Linked DNA regions of Homo sapiens: region 2 is linked to region 1. The links are chromatin contacts, found by Hi-C or POLR2A ChIA-PET in ENCODE. All regions are on one chromosome and are shown on one strand. Each heading gives the region's core, a stretch centred on a gene start or an enhancer-like site at or near the end of the contact. The rest is flanking DNA. Distances are from core to core; before and after follow the strand shown.

Region 1 (6,051 bases), core at 1,702-4,201:
GTCCAAGTGTTCTCATTGTCCAATTCCCACCTATGAGTGAAAACATGCAGTGTTTGGTTTTTTTGTTCTTGCAATAGTTTGCTGAGAATGATGGTTTCCAGCTTCATCCAGGCAACCTACAGAATAGGAGAAAATTTTTGCAATCTACTCATCTGACAAAGGGCTAATATCCATAATCTACAAAGAACACAATCAAATTTACAAGAAAAAAACAAACAACCCCATCAACAAGTGGGCAAAGGATATGAACAGACACTTCTCAAAAGAAGACATTTATGCAGCCAGCAGACACATGAAAAAATGCTCATCATCACTGGCCATCAGAGAAATGCAAATCAAAACCGCAATGAGATACCATCTCACACCAGTTAGAATGGCAATCATTAAAAAGTCAGGAGACAGCAGATGCTGGAGAGGATGTGGAGAAATAGGAACACTTTTACACTTTTACACTGTTGGTGGGACTGTAAACTAGTTCAACCATTGTGGAAGACAGTGTGGCGATTCCTCAAGGATCTAGAACTAGAAATACCATTTGACCCAGCCAACCCATTACTGGGTATATAACCAAAGGATTATAAAGCATGCTGCTATAAAGGCACATGCACACGTATGTTTACTGTGGCACTATTCACAATAGCAAAGACTTGGAACCAACCCAAATGTCCAACAATGATAGACTGGATTAAGAAAATGTGGCACATATACACCATGGAATACTATGCAGCCATAAAAAAGGATGAGTTCATGTCCTTTGTAGGGACATGGATGAAGCTTTTAAACTGCCTTGTCTTCAGCTCTAGATCAACAATTCCTTCTAAGTTAAGGACTGTTTTCCAGAGAAAGTGAAAGTTTCATGCCAAATACAGGAACTGAGCAGAATTTGAGGCTAAAACATCCTCTCTCAATATCAATTAACCCCAGGCCGAATTGCAGTAGACAGACTATCATCTGTAGCATCATCCATGATTTAGAACAATGCAATCATGAACTGCAATCTGTAAGTATGCTTTCCTCGCCGAGCAACCCACTGTCTGGTACCAAACAGGTAGAAAGTCATATCTAAGGGGTTCCCCAGTTATCATAATTTGATTTCAGCAAATAATCAGATGATCTTAAGATCTTCTAGATTATTTCTTAAAGGGAAACTCAATAGAGGAAATTTAGCTAACAGAATACCTATCTTTCCAACGTCTCTCTAAAACAAAATGATTTGGCTTTTATTAAAGGAGACTTCAAAGCAAACTCTTTTTGCCCAGTTCACCTTCATTATCATCGAAGCTAAAGAGAATTCAGCAGATATTAGGATAATTCCAAAAGACTGTTTTTTGCTCTTGGGTTATCTTGCTTTCCAAATGATACCCCAAATCCCCAACAATCAAGTAGAATTCCAGAACCATTTAAAAGCATAGGAAATTTCAACACACCCTGTCTCTTCAGAACCCAGTTGCTTTCAGAAAGAAGAATTCTCTTTATCAGTATTTTAGAAGGACATATCAAAATGCTTGTCATTTTGAAATTTCTATTAATTTTGTATTACTTCGTACTTTTCAGTTCTCAAAATAATACTGTGAAAGTGACTATTTTTTTTTTTCAATTTTCCCAACTTTGTTGGGGGTGGGGAAGCATACGATGTAAATTTATTAAATCTAGGCTAGAACCTCATAACACCGTTTACTAGAGACAAATTTGGTAAGGAGGGTCCAACTTCTATGGTAAGTGGGTTAACTGATGAAGGAGCCTGTCCTCATGGGGCAGTTTCAGCTATAACCAGTGCTACAACACTGCCCACAAGCAAAGCCTTATATCAGACCACCACACAAAATGGAAATAAGGTAGGAAACAGGCCTTACATCCTGCCCAAAAAGGCATCCAGCATAACCTGCCTTGCAGTGAACTGGCTTGGGTTCTTGTACTCCTTTGGAGAGTAGTCCTTAGGTAGGTAGGGTAGGAAGCAGAGCTCCATTCTTGGGGTGGAGGACCAGCCTGAACAAAACAGTATGTCAGAACCTCCCTCCACTAGACGAGGCTTCAGGAAGCGGGCTGTCTTTTACAGAGATTTGGTGTCCTAGGCAGGTAGAGATATCCCCAGTCAGCTCTATGAGCACTAGTCCCATGTCTGATGGGAAGCAAAGCTAGACTCTGGAGTCTGTGTGTGTGTGTCTGTGTGTGTCTCTCTCTGTGTGTTAATGCCTGTTCTTCTGTTCCACAATTCCCCCACAAGGCCCAAGGACAAATGTATTGTCTAGGAGAATTTGCAAGGAGGTAGGAACATGGCTCTGGACTCAGACTGACCTTGGTTGGAATCCTGCCTCTGCTACTTAAAAGCTAAGTGACATTGGGCAGGTTTCCTTAATCTCCTTCAGTCTCAGTGTCCGCAACCAGAAAGTGGGAATAATAATAGTCATCCCATAGAATGGTTGTAAGGAATAATTAGACTGGATAGCATATTGTAAATTTTCTAGCACAGTATCTGTCACATAGTAAGCCCACAATAAGCGCCCCTATTAACATTAAGATGATCTTATCTGTGCCATTTTCCATGCTTCCTTTGAATTCATGGAACAAAGTAGTGAAAAACTCTGCTCAGCAAGTACAAAATCATTGTTTAGACCAGATCTGAGGCCAGCATAAAAGCCAAAAGAATGTTGTAGTTAGAGAGTCCAAATGCAACCCTAGCTCTTCTGAATTCCCTAAGGGGCTGCTCAAGGTAAAGCTGTCACAGAGAGTTTGTGATTAAACCATTGGATAAAAGCCAGACACATTGCATGCTTGAAAAAGGAGTTATTTTCACAAGGGTAATTGCCAGAGACTGATGCAGTCAAGAGTCAAAACAGGGTAGATTCTCATCAGAAATGTGTGCCCACAGAAAAGACTCTTGGCAGAGGACACGCAGCATTAGGCTGTGACATCAGACTTTTGGGCCACTGAGTTGCATAAGCAGGCCCAGTAGAGCGAAAACTCACCAGTAAGAATTAACGCTGGTGGAAGTTTAAGAATGCCAGGCCCCAAGAAGCGTGCAAAATCACATTGCTACGGAACAGCTGGTTCCTTCAGTGCCTGAGATCTTTGCCAGATTCCATCTTTTTCCATAATAATATATTACCTCTATTAACTTACAGAATCCAGGGCAAGATTATATGAAAACTACTAGATGCTGTGCAAATGGCCCCTTATCTGTAACTAGAAATTATGTATGTTGTAATCAGTTTGCTATAACTAAAACTGCGAGCCCCAACATGAAGAATCTTGTTCTTCATGGCATAAGACGCTTGAGCAGCTTTATTTTATTTTATTTTTTAACTGTCTTTGGCAGCCGTCCAATAATACTCGGTGAGAAGCAGTCCCTTGCACTCCAGCCACTCCCTTGCTGCTCCATTTAGCCCCTTAATAAAGCTTGTTGAGCAATTAAGTCAGGAACATTGAAACCTTACTCACCTTCAGTCAACCTTTCCTTAATTGGGCAATCAATTTACATGCTTCCAGTCCTGACAAAAGAGAAATGCAGTTTTGGCTTTCCAGGAGCGAGCTATTAAGATTGTAGCCATTTATCTGAGTACTGGCTTCTTAGTTACACACATGTAATACAAAAGAAAGATCTACGTGCTTGTTTTCATACTTCATCTTTCTTGATTTTTTTTAGCAAGTGGAAGTTTAAAATCATTGGCTCAAAACATAAAAACACTATTGATATTTCCATAGTATCTTTTTACAATTCTCAGGGTCACTTAGATTTGTGACTGAAAAAAAAAAAAAACATAGCCCTCAAAATGGCTATTTGAATGATTATAATTTCACAAATACATCTTTTATTTGAAAGAATAGTGAACTGAAGTAAGGCATCATTGGTGACTTGTTCCAAACAATTGGTTACACAAGTGTATTTAAAAAGGAAAGCTTTTGTTCACTTTCATATTTTCACTTAGAAGGTTCTTCTTAAATATCTGAAGTGAATTTGCAGGTTGAAAAGTTACAGCCTCATTCATAGATTGGGAACAGTAGTTCTCAAACATCTGTGTGTGTCCAGTGCTGTCCCAGGATCTAGTTTTCACTGGCCAGGAAAAAAATGAGAAAATCGAGCACATTGAAGTGAGGTTTTTTTTTTTTCTTTCATATATTTGAAAGTATTCCATTTAAAGGGCTGACCTTTTCCTAAGATTTTTTGGCTTCTCTCTATCTCCATACTTCTTTTATTTTTAATTGTACTTGTCCATGAAATCTAAATGTCGGGAACCACTGCTGGTATGTCTAGAAATATAAGAGCTTGTCCTCTGAGAATTGGCTGAGCTCACTAAATTCACATTGTGCAGGCCACAGAAAAACTGTCAGCTTTAGGTCAATAACAATTTGGCTCAACTAGCTGAAAATAGCCCCAAATGGTGTCCAGTCTCCTACCCTCTTCCTTGTCTAATTAAATCCACTTCCTCCCCAAATCCTGATCGTCATGAACTGCCTCCATTTTAAAATACAGGAAACGTTGGACCAAACTCATTTATTTGAACCCAAGAAGAGTGAGTAGTAATTGCTGGGTAACCTGTGCTGAATCCAAAGTGATAGAATAATCTCTGAAGAATGAAAATGGAAGGAAATAAATATTCTCACCTCTCTAAAAAACAATAATGTTCACCCACATAAAAAATCTGTAGGCAGGCAGCAGCTCCATTTTGATTCAGCTAGATGGCTTCACGCTAGTGAAGAAAACATTTTGGCAAAGAATTATTTTATCCAAAAGTAAAACACAGAATTCCAAGTACCTGGTATAACCCAAGTGAAAGCACATCCAAAGGAAATCTCTCCATACCCACTGCCTTTTAGCATTACCACTCCTCATTTTACCTCTTAATATAAAGCCACAAAGTGAGTACATGTAACTACAGCACGTCTTGGGCTGAGGTGGCTGGGAAATTTGATTCCCCAAAGAAAGGAAGAGCATGAAAATCCTCTGAGGAAAGTGATCTTGGCAAGGACTCTGGCTAGGACTCCAGCCCATGTGGATTTCTCATCCTTTGAAGTGTTTATGGTTCTATCCAGTTTTTCATCACTGAGAGAGAAAGAAAAAAAAACTACAAAGTCCTCTCTTTTATAGAAGATATTTTCAGATTTAGATTTTAGCTAGCTTCAAATTCTTGTACACAGAGATACATATAAAACTGTCACTTTGATAAAGTTCTAGGAAAAAGTTAATATAATTTTAGAATCCTGTCTACTGAGTATCAGTAGCCATCCTTCATACCCCATAACCAATTATCTACTCTGGTTGATGAGAACCTTCACAGTGATTCTTTTGGCTAGCTTTTATGCCATAAGGAAAGCAAAGTTCCTGGATCTGACATGCAGAAAATCTTGGTTTTAGGAATTCTAAAGAATAGAGAGCAAAGTTTATAAAACAAGAGTTCAGGACAAGAGCCTGTGGCAATCTCCTCTTTCCTCATCTTGGGTACCTCAGTCTTTTATTATATTTTCCTACTACCTACTTTATCCTCCTACCAAAGGTCTGAGTGGGGCATTATTTAGTGCCATAAATAATAAACTGTTAGTGGCTCTTTGATGCTCTCAAAGTACTTTCACTTTTACTGTTATATTTCATCATCACAGAATATATGCAGCAGGTATTCTTACTATCCTGAACTTATTGATGAAAAAATTCAGGTTCACAGATGAATCACAACACCTGGGAAAAGGGACAGAACTGGAACTCAAAAATCAGTTTTCCTTATTTCATAGCCTGTGTTTTAAAAAGCATTTGATGCTAAATAAGTTAGCAGTATAAAGCCTAAGTCAGAAATCTATTTTTTTTAGTTAAACATACTTTATTTTTTCTCAAAATTTGTAATTGCCTGAGTTCCTACACCATGCTTAAAAATGAAACAAAACAAAACTAAGAGTAGAGGTGGTCTCACCACCCAATTCTTCCCTTCTCTCAGGAAATTATAGCCAACAGCATGAAGGGGCCATGGGCAAGCCAAGTAAGGCACTGAAAGATACAGACAGATAAAAAGCAGGACAAAAGTAGAAGTAGTATTTACTACAGGCAAAATCAGTGAACCTGCA
Region 2 (6,051 bases), core at 1,903-4,402, 220 kb before region 1:
TCTCAAGAGTGTTTGTAAATTGAGAACTGTCTGTATTGCATGTGTGATGTCATTAAATATATATTTGGTCTGTCCAAAACTATCTGGCATTTGTCCTTTACCAACATTACTGAGTATTTTAGTTTCTCAATCATGCGAGCTTAAAAAGCACAGCCAAATCTAATGAATGTCAAACTTGTGTAGTGACTCAAGTTGATTTCAGTATGTTTAAACAGAAAAAAAAATAGAACTCACAAAGGATCAACTGGAATGAGTATTCACTTTAAAGGAATGCAAAAAGGAATCCTTTTGAACCATTCATTCTCCTGAATATGTTTAAATGTGCATTAATTTAGGTACAACTGCTAAGGAAAACTGTTTATCATATACGAAATATTTCCTCATTAAAAGTAATGGCAAAAACCGCAATTACTTTTGCACCAACCTAACAGCAGACACTTTGAATATGAGTGTAATGTTCTTTGTATGTAACAATGCTAATGCTAAGCTATCTCAAATATCTTCTTTTACCTGTTTTTTTTCCTTCGGTAACTTATCAGCCCTGTCCAATAACAGTTCCTACAATAATGGAACTATCTGTCAGTGCTGTCCATTTTTGAATGAATTAATAAAATTAATTTTATTTAAGTAGTCACATGTGGCTACTGAGCAATTAAAATGCCCTATTGAAGAACTTAATTGTCAATTTTATTAATTTTAATTCATTCAAATAGCCATGTGGCCAGTGGTTGTGTATTGGACAGAGCAGTTATAAGATCTCCTTCAGCCAAAAAAAAAAAAAAAAAAAAAAAACCTATGATTTTATCATTCTATCATTGTGAGGCCAGAATTAAGGCTGTAGTTATTAAACCTCTGATTATTAATTGGATGCTGAAATACAGTTAGCTAACTGAACACACAATTTTAAAGAGGCTGTTTTTGTTCTTAATAAACATCAAAAAAACTATTATGTGCAAAATAACATGTGGGTAAGTAGGATATACACAGACCAAGATTGAACAGACATTTCCTGACGGGGACATTGCTCTCCCAGTTTCTGCTAAATTCCAATTCAGTACATCCTAACAAGACATGGCTGATCAATTGTGTAAGCTCATGCTTTTAACAAGTATTGCTTAGCTCAATAACTCCCATAGCTCTAGGACAAACAACTGTCCTGAGCCCTGGGGACACGCTGTTGCACTCTGTTGAGCCTGACAGAATGCCTGCTCTTCCAGGCACTTACTCTCCTGGGAAGCACAGCCAGGTGAACAGGCCACGAGAATACACCGTGGTCAGTACCACTACAGGGGCAGACCTTGGGTGCCACACGAACACACAAAAGGAGCTTCTAACCCAGTCTTGGCTGGACAGGGAAGGTTTCAAGTGCAGAAAAGAAGGTTCCAGAAGGAAAAAACCAGTAGTATCTTGCTATCAAATCTATCCATTATTTAGGTTTCTTTGGGAAATTTCCTTTTCATTTGGCATTATGTCATCGTCCTTTCAAGGGTATTCACTTTTTGAATACATTTCAATCGATATATATTTATCGAACCCTGAAGACTAAAAAGCCTCATCGTCATTCTCCTGGAGGATTCACCATTTGCTCGGGGCTAAAGGTGTATGAAGACAAACCTTTCTCCTGAGAAAAAAAATGAGTTCTTAGGTCAAATATTTCAATAATCTACCCTTTAAGAAAAATGTAACACTGCCTTGGAATGCATGATTTCTTCATAAGACTTCCTTTTTACAATTGTGTGTGGCTTTCTACCCAAACTAACTTTAAACATCCCTCCACAATAAAATTCAGGAAGGCCACTTTAATAAAACGAGGGGGAAAATCCCACCAAAATGTAAACTTAATATTTCAACACAATTAAATTTATTAATAAAGAATTTCTATTGCATAGTGAACAAAGCATTGGATTTACCTGACAGTTTGGGGTCAAATTCCAGTTCCTCCTCTTAGAGAAGGAATGGCCTTGGGCGAGTTATCTAACTTCTCCAAGCATCAGTTTCCTCATTTGTAAAAGGTCAATAATGGGGTAAGAATAGCCCCTACCTCAGAGTTGATGAGAGAAATGAATATGCACACATTTACAAAGACCTTAAAGTAGTGCGTACCCTAAGCCTTATATGAAGATTATTATTCTTTCTAATTACAATAATTCTAATTGCAGAAATCTATGCGAAAACAATACACAGTTCTGGCCAAAAGAAGTTAAAACAAATGTGAAAAATAAGCGACATCCAGAAACTTCAGCAGCTCCCTTCTGTCCTATGCCTCAAGGTACCAGAGAGGGAAAAAGACCCCCAGGAGAGGCTGTGAGGAAACCTGAACTGCAAACCCACCACGATGTCTTCCTGGGAAAGGCAAGTTGGTAAAGAAAGATGTGAACTCTATTTCAGGGTAGTATGTTTTTTTCATTTGCTTCCAAGACTTTGATGGAATGACTTGAGAGGAAAAGTTCACAATTACTAGAAAGAACCTAAAAGGACATGAGAGATGAAACCGTTGCAGTATTTTTGAAATAAATGTTTTCCTGCAAGAGCAGAGTCATGGGCGGGGTGTCTGTGTAATATCTACTCAACACAGCCGAAGGGTAAGAGGAAATCTTGGTAAGCCGACTTCCAAGTCTTAATGGGGAACCATACGGAACCAACTGCACGCCAAATCCCACGCTCACCGAAGCTTCAGGGATTTTCTTGTGGGTCTGGGGGTTTAATCTGACAGCTCCTAGAGCCTTCAGGACTTCCCGGGCACAGATAATGGGCCGCGACTGCACCCCCGCGTCCCTCCTTGGGGCGCAGGCTTTCCACAGCTACAGTTCTCCACGTCAGCAGCCACGTACACAAGCGCCGGCAGCTGCCAACAGGGCGTGCCCGCTTCCAACCCTGCACTCTCCCAAGCAGGACATCCCTGCACCGCCCGGCGCGTTCGCGAAAACTCCGCGGGGCCTCGAGGCGTCCCGGGATTAGCCCTGACGCTGTAGGGCTCTCTAGGTTTTCCACGACGCAGGGGAGCGTAACTGGAGCGCACCCGACAGCCTCTCAGCTTGCCCAGGCTCGACTGGATGGGGCTTTGCTGGACCCCCGACCCGACCCCCACACACCCGGGCGGCGGGGCCCAGGTACCTGCCAACGCCTCCGCACCTCATCGTCCCCTCTGCTTCCCCTCCTCCCTCTCCCCGAACCCTTCCCCCCTCCTCCCCGCCTCCTCCCCGCCTCCTCTTCGCCTCCTCCTCCACCTTCTCCTCCCCCCGACCCCTGCTCCCACTCTTGGCTCCAAGTCCGCGCGCGGGCTGGGGAGGCGGTGCCGAATGAATCACCGTCACGTGGGTCGCGGGCGCGCAGAGGCGGGCTGCGCCCGGGCGGCTCTGGCGCTCGGAGCGTTAGTGGAAAATTTCCGGAGATCTACTGGGGCTGCGCGCCGCAGGCCCCGCCCGCCGCCTCCCCGCTCCTTCGTATCCCCACCTCCTTTTCCCCCTCCCTCCTCCTTTTCTCTCTTCCCCCGCCGTTTTCCGGTCGCAGCCGGGCCCCGACATTGCGGAGGTTCCTTTCTCTCCGGGGAGCGGCGCTGCGCACGCCCCGCCCGCTGCAGCGCCCCAGGCTGGCGCCGCCAGACCCCTTTGCCCTGGGGCCGCCAGCCCTCGCTTCCTTCGCGCGGCTCCAAGCCGCCACGCGGCCTTGCCCCCGACCTTGCGTGTAGCCTGCTGGTATCCTGAGAGGCCAGGAGCGGCGTCCTGGCGCCTCCGCCTTCGCCTCTGGGGCGCCGCACCCCCGCCACCTCCGTTCCGCATTGAGTGAGACCCCCCACATCTCCGGGCGGAATGTGAGACAAAGGGAGAAGACGGTGACGATGGGCGTCTTGTCTTCTCATTTAGAATTACTGCACCGCCGTTTAAACAAAGCACATGCAAGGCCAATTGTGTTTTACCCACTCCCACTTAACCACTGAGAAAATAAGCTATTTTCTCTATCCCATAACATTCTCCACTTCGTTTTCCCAACCACGAACAAAATTTATTCCTGAGACAGCAACTTTGAGGATTTCGTTGACCTCATCCATGTAGAAGTGACAAATGGTTACACAACAAAATTGTTTCACTCAAAGGGGGTTGTTGTGTACGTGGTTCACCTCAATAAAACACACATTTAACTGTTTCAGCAACTGTTTAGCCCTGGACTGTCGCCCGGGTTAATGTCGCTGAATGGGGTGGGGGGTTGAAAAGTGGCATTAGCGCCACGTGTCCCAAGACGAAGTGACATGGAACCGGAGGCAGGTGCCTTAATCAGTCACGAAGTGCCAACGATGTCAGTCAAAACAGTTGGGAGTTTTATTGAGTAAAGATCTCAGAACCAAGCCCATATATTAAATGGTTCCCATCTAAGAACCAGAATTGCAGGTGTGTTAATTTTAATAAATCGTTATTTCAGTATCTTAGCCCTGGGCAAAGAAAGATCCGGAAACTGACTGAAGGCCAGGAATGTAGGTTCATCGTGGCCTACGAGTGCTTTGGGTAGCACACCTTCTTTCAGTCACTGTCATTTCTCTTTAGACAAGAAGACCCCTAACAAGTATTAAAATAAAGGTATTTTTTAATGATCCTGTTTTGGAAAATTGTAAGGATCTGAAATTTTTAATTTTTTAAAACAATGGAGCACTTCAATAAAACTTCTATTTTCTTTACTAAGAATATACACAGCTTGTTTTTTAGCTTAATTCTTGATTGTTGCTGTGACCTTACCACATTCTGAATAACCTTAAGCATGTATATGAGAATCGTATCTGTGATTTTGCTTTCACATTTCACTTTCCAAGACACTTATTGGTAATTAGCAGGTGTCAGTTTACCTAGCCAAAGAACCATTGTCTATAAATCCTTCATCTCTCTGCCATTGTTTTCTTTCACATTCATTGGCATATACTACACCTAGCAAAATAGACCATTCCAGGGTCAAATGAAAAGGCCAACAGGTAAGTATCACAAGAAGGTCATTAGTCAAGCCGTTATTTCCCCTCTTTTATTTGGGAAGGAGATGGGAGAAACAGAGTTCTGATACTAGGTCCCTGGAAAGTTCTTCAGTCTTGACAGAATTGGGTATGTTTGTACTAAAGTATCTGTAAAACTAAATTTTTTTAAATTTTTTGTTGTTGTTTTGAGACGGAGTGTTGCTCTTGTCGCCCAGGCTGCGGTGCAATGACGCGATCTTGGCTCACTGCAACCTCCGCCTCCCAGGTTCAAGCAATTCTCCTGCCTTGGCCTCCCAAATAGCTGCGATTACAGGCGCCTGCCAGCACACCCAGCTAATTTTTGTATTTTTACTAGAGACGGGGTTTCACCATGTTGGCCAGGCTGGTCTCAAACTCCTGACCTCAGGTGATCCGCCTGCCTCGACCTCCCAAAGTGCTGGGATTACAGACATGAGCCATCGCGCCCAGCCATATTTCTAAATTTTTTTAAGACTGAGTTTCTGTGGGCCCCTTAATTTTCTTTTTCTTGCTGAAAAATGAGGTATGCATTTACAAAATACTGATGCTTGCAAATATATGGATTTACAATATAATATATTTTTTAGGCATTACTATGTTTTCCAGTCCTGGCCAGTGGGATCTGAGACAACAATAACAGCATTTCCAGGAAATGTTATCTCTCAAAATAAAATTAACTCACAAAATGACGCTCCTTTCTTTTGCAATGGATGTGGTCCTGTCTGCCTATGACCCCTAAAACCACTGCAGCCAACATGTGACCATGATGGGAGAGATCCCCAGCATGTTGAAGAAAGCAAAGTGAAAATATAATGAGCTCTTTGTCTTGGAGGGAGGTATCAGGGCCAAGAATTAACCCCAGAACTGTGCTCTCTACATACTTCTTATTATGTGAGATAGTGTCATTATTTAAGCCACTTTCAATTGCATATTGTGTTTATTGCCATAAAATGTTTTCTGGCTGGGCACAGTGGCTCATGCCTATAATCCCAGCACTTTGAGAAGCTGAGGTGGTGGATTGCTTGAGCCCAGGAGTTTGAGATCAGCCTGGGCAACTTGGCTGAAACCTGTCTCTACAA

Evidence for each region. A loop is a pair of places that touch in the nucleus more often than their neighbours do. ChIA-PET counts read pairs that join two places held with the same protein, here RNA polymerase II (POLR2A). Pooled maps may share reads with other maps.
Region 2: a map of dorsolateral prefrontal cortex shows a loop between it and region 1 (2.6-fold over the local background). The contact joins the promoter of SLC38A4-AS1 here to the enhancer-like site in region 1. A Hi-C loop is called at or near these places in 12 of 168 maps with a recorded cell type or tissue (B cell, CD4-positive, alpha-beta T cell, CD8-positive, alpha-beta T cell and 9 more), 22 of 37 single-sample maps with no recorded cell type and 25 of 50 pooled maps. POLR2A ChIA-PET finds 5 or more read pairs at or near these places in 4 of 52 experiments (HEK293, MCF 10A, activated naive CD4-positive, alpha-beta T cell and 1 more).

Annotation. Positions count from the first base shown.
Region 1 is chr12:46,157,596-46,163,646 of GRCh38, reverse strand. No RefSeq gene overlaps it. Among named protein-coding and RNA genes, the nearest start is that of SLC38A1, 110 kb to the left of the region's middle. Within about 2 kb of position 2,951, at least 7 of the 41 ENCODE cell types and tissues checked have a DNase peak (open chromatin) inside an H3K27ac peak, as active enhancers do.
Region 2 is chr12:46,380,777-46,386,827 of GRCh38, reverse strand. SLC38A4-AS1 (SLC38A4 antisense RNA 1) reads right to left here and starts at 3,152. Exons shown (of 4, transcript NR_125380.1): 1 at 3,133-3,152. RefSeq lists enhancers at 86-587, 3,281-3,788 and silencers at 3,147-3,216, 3,367-3,726.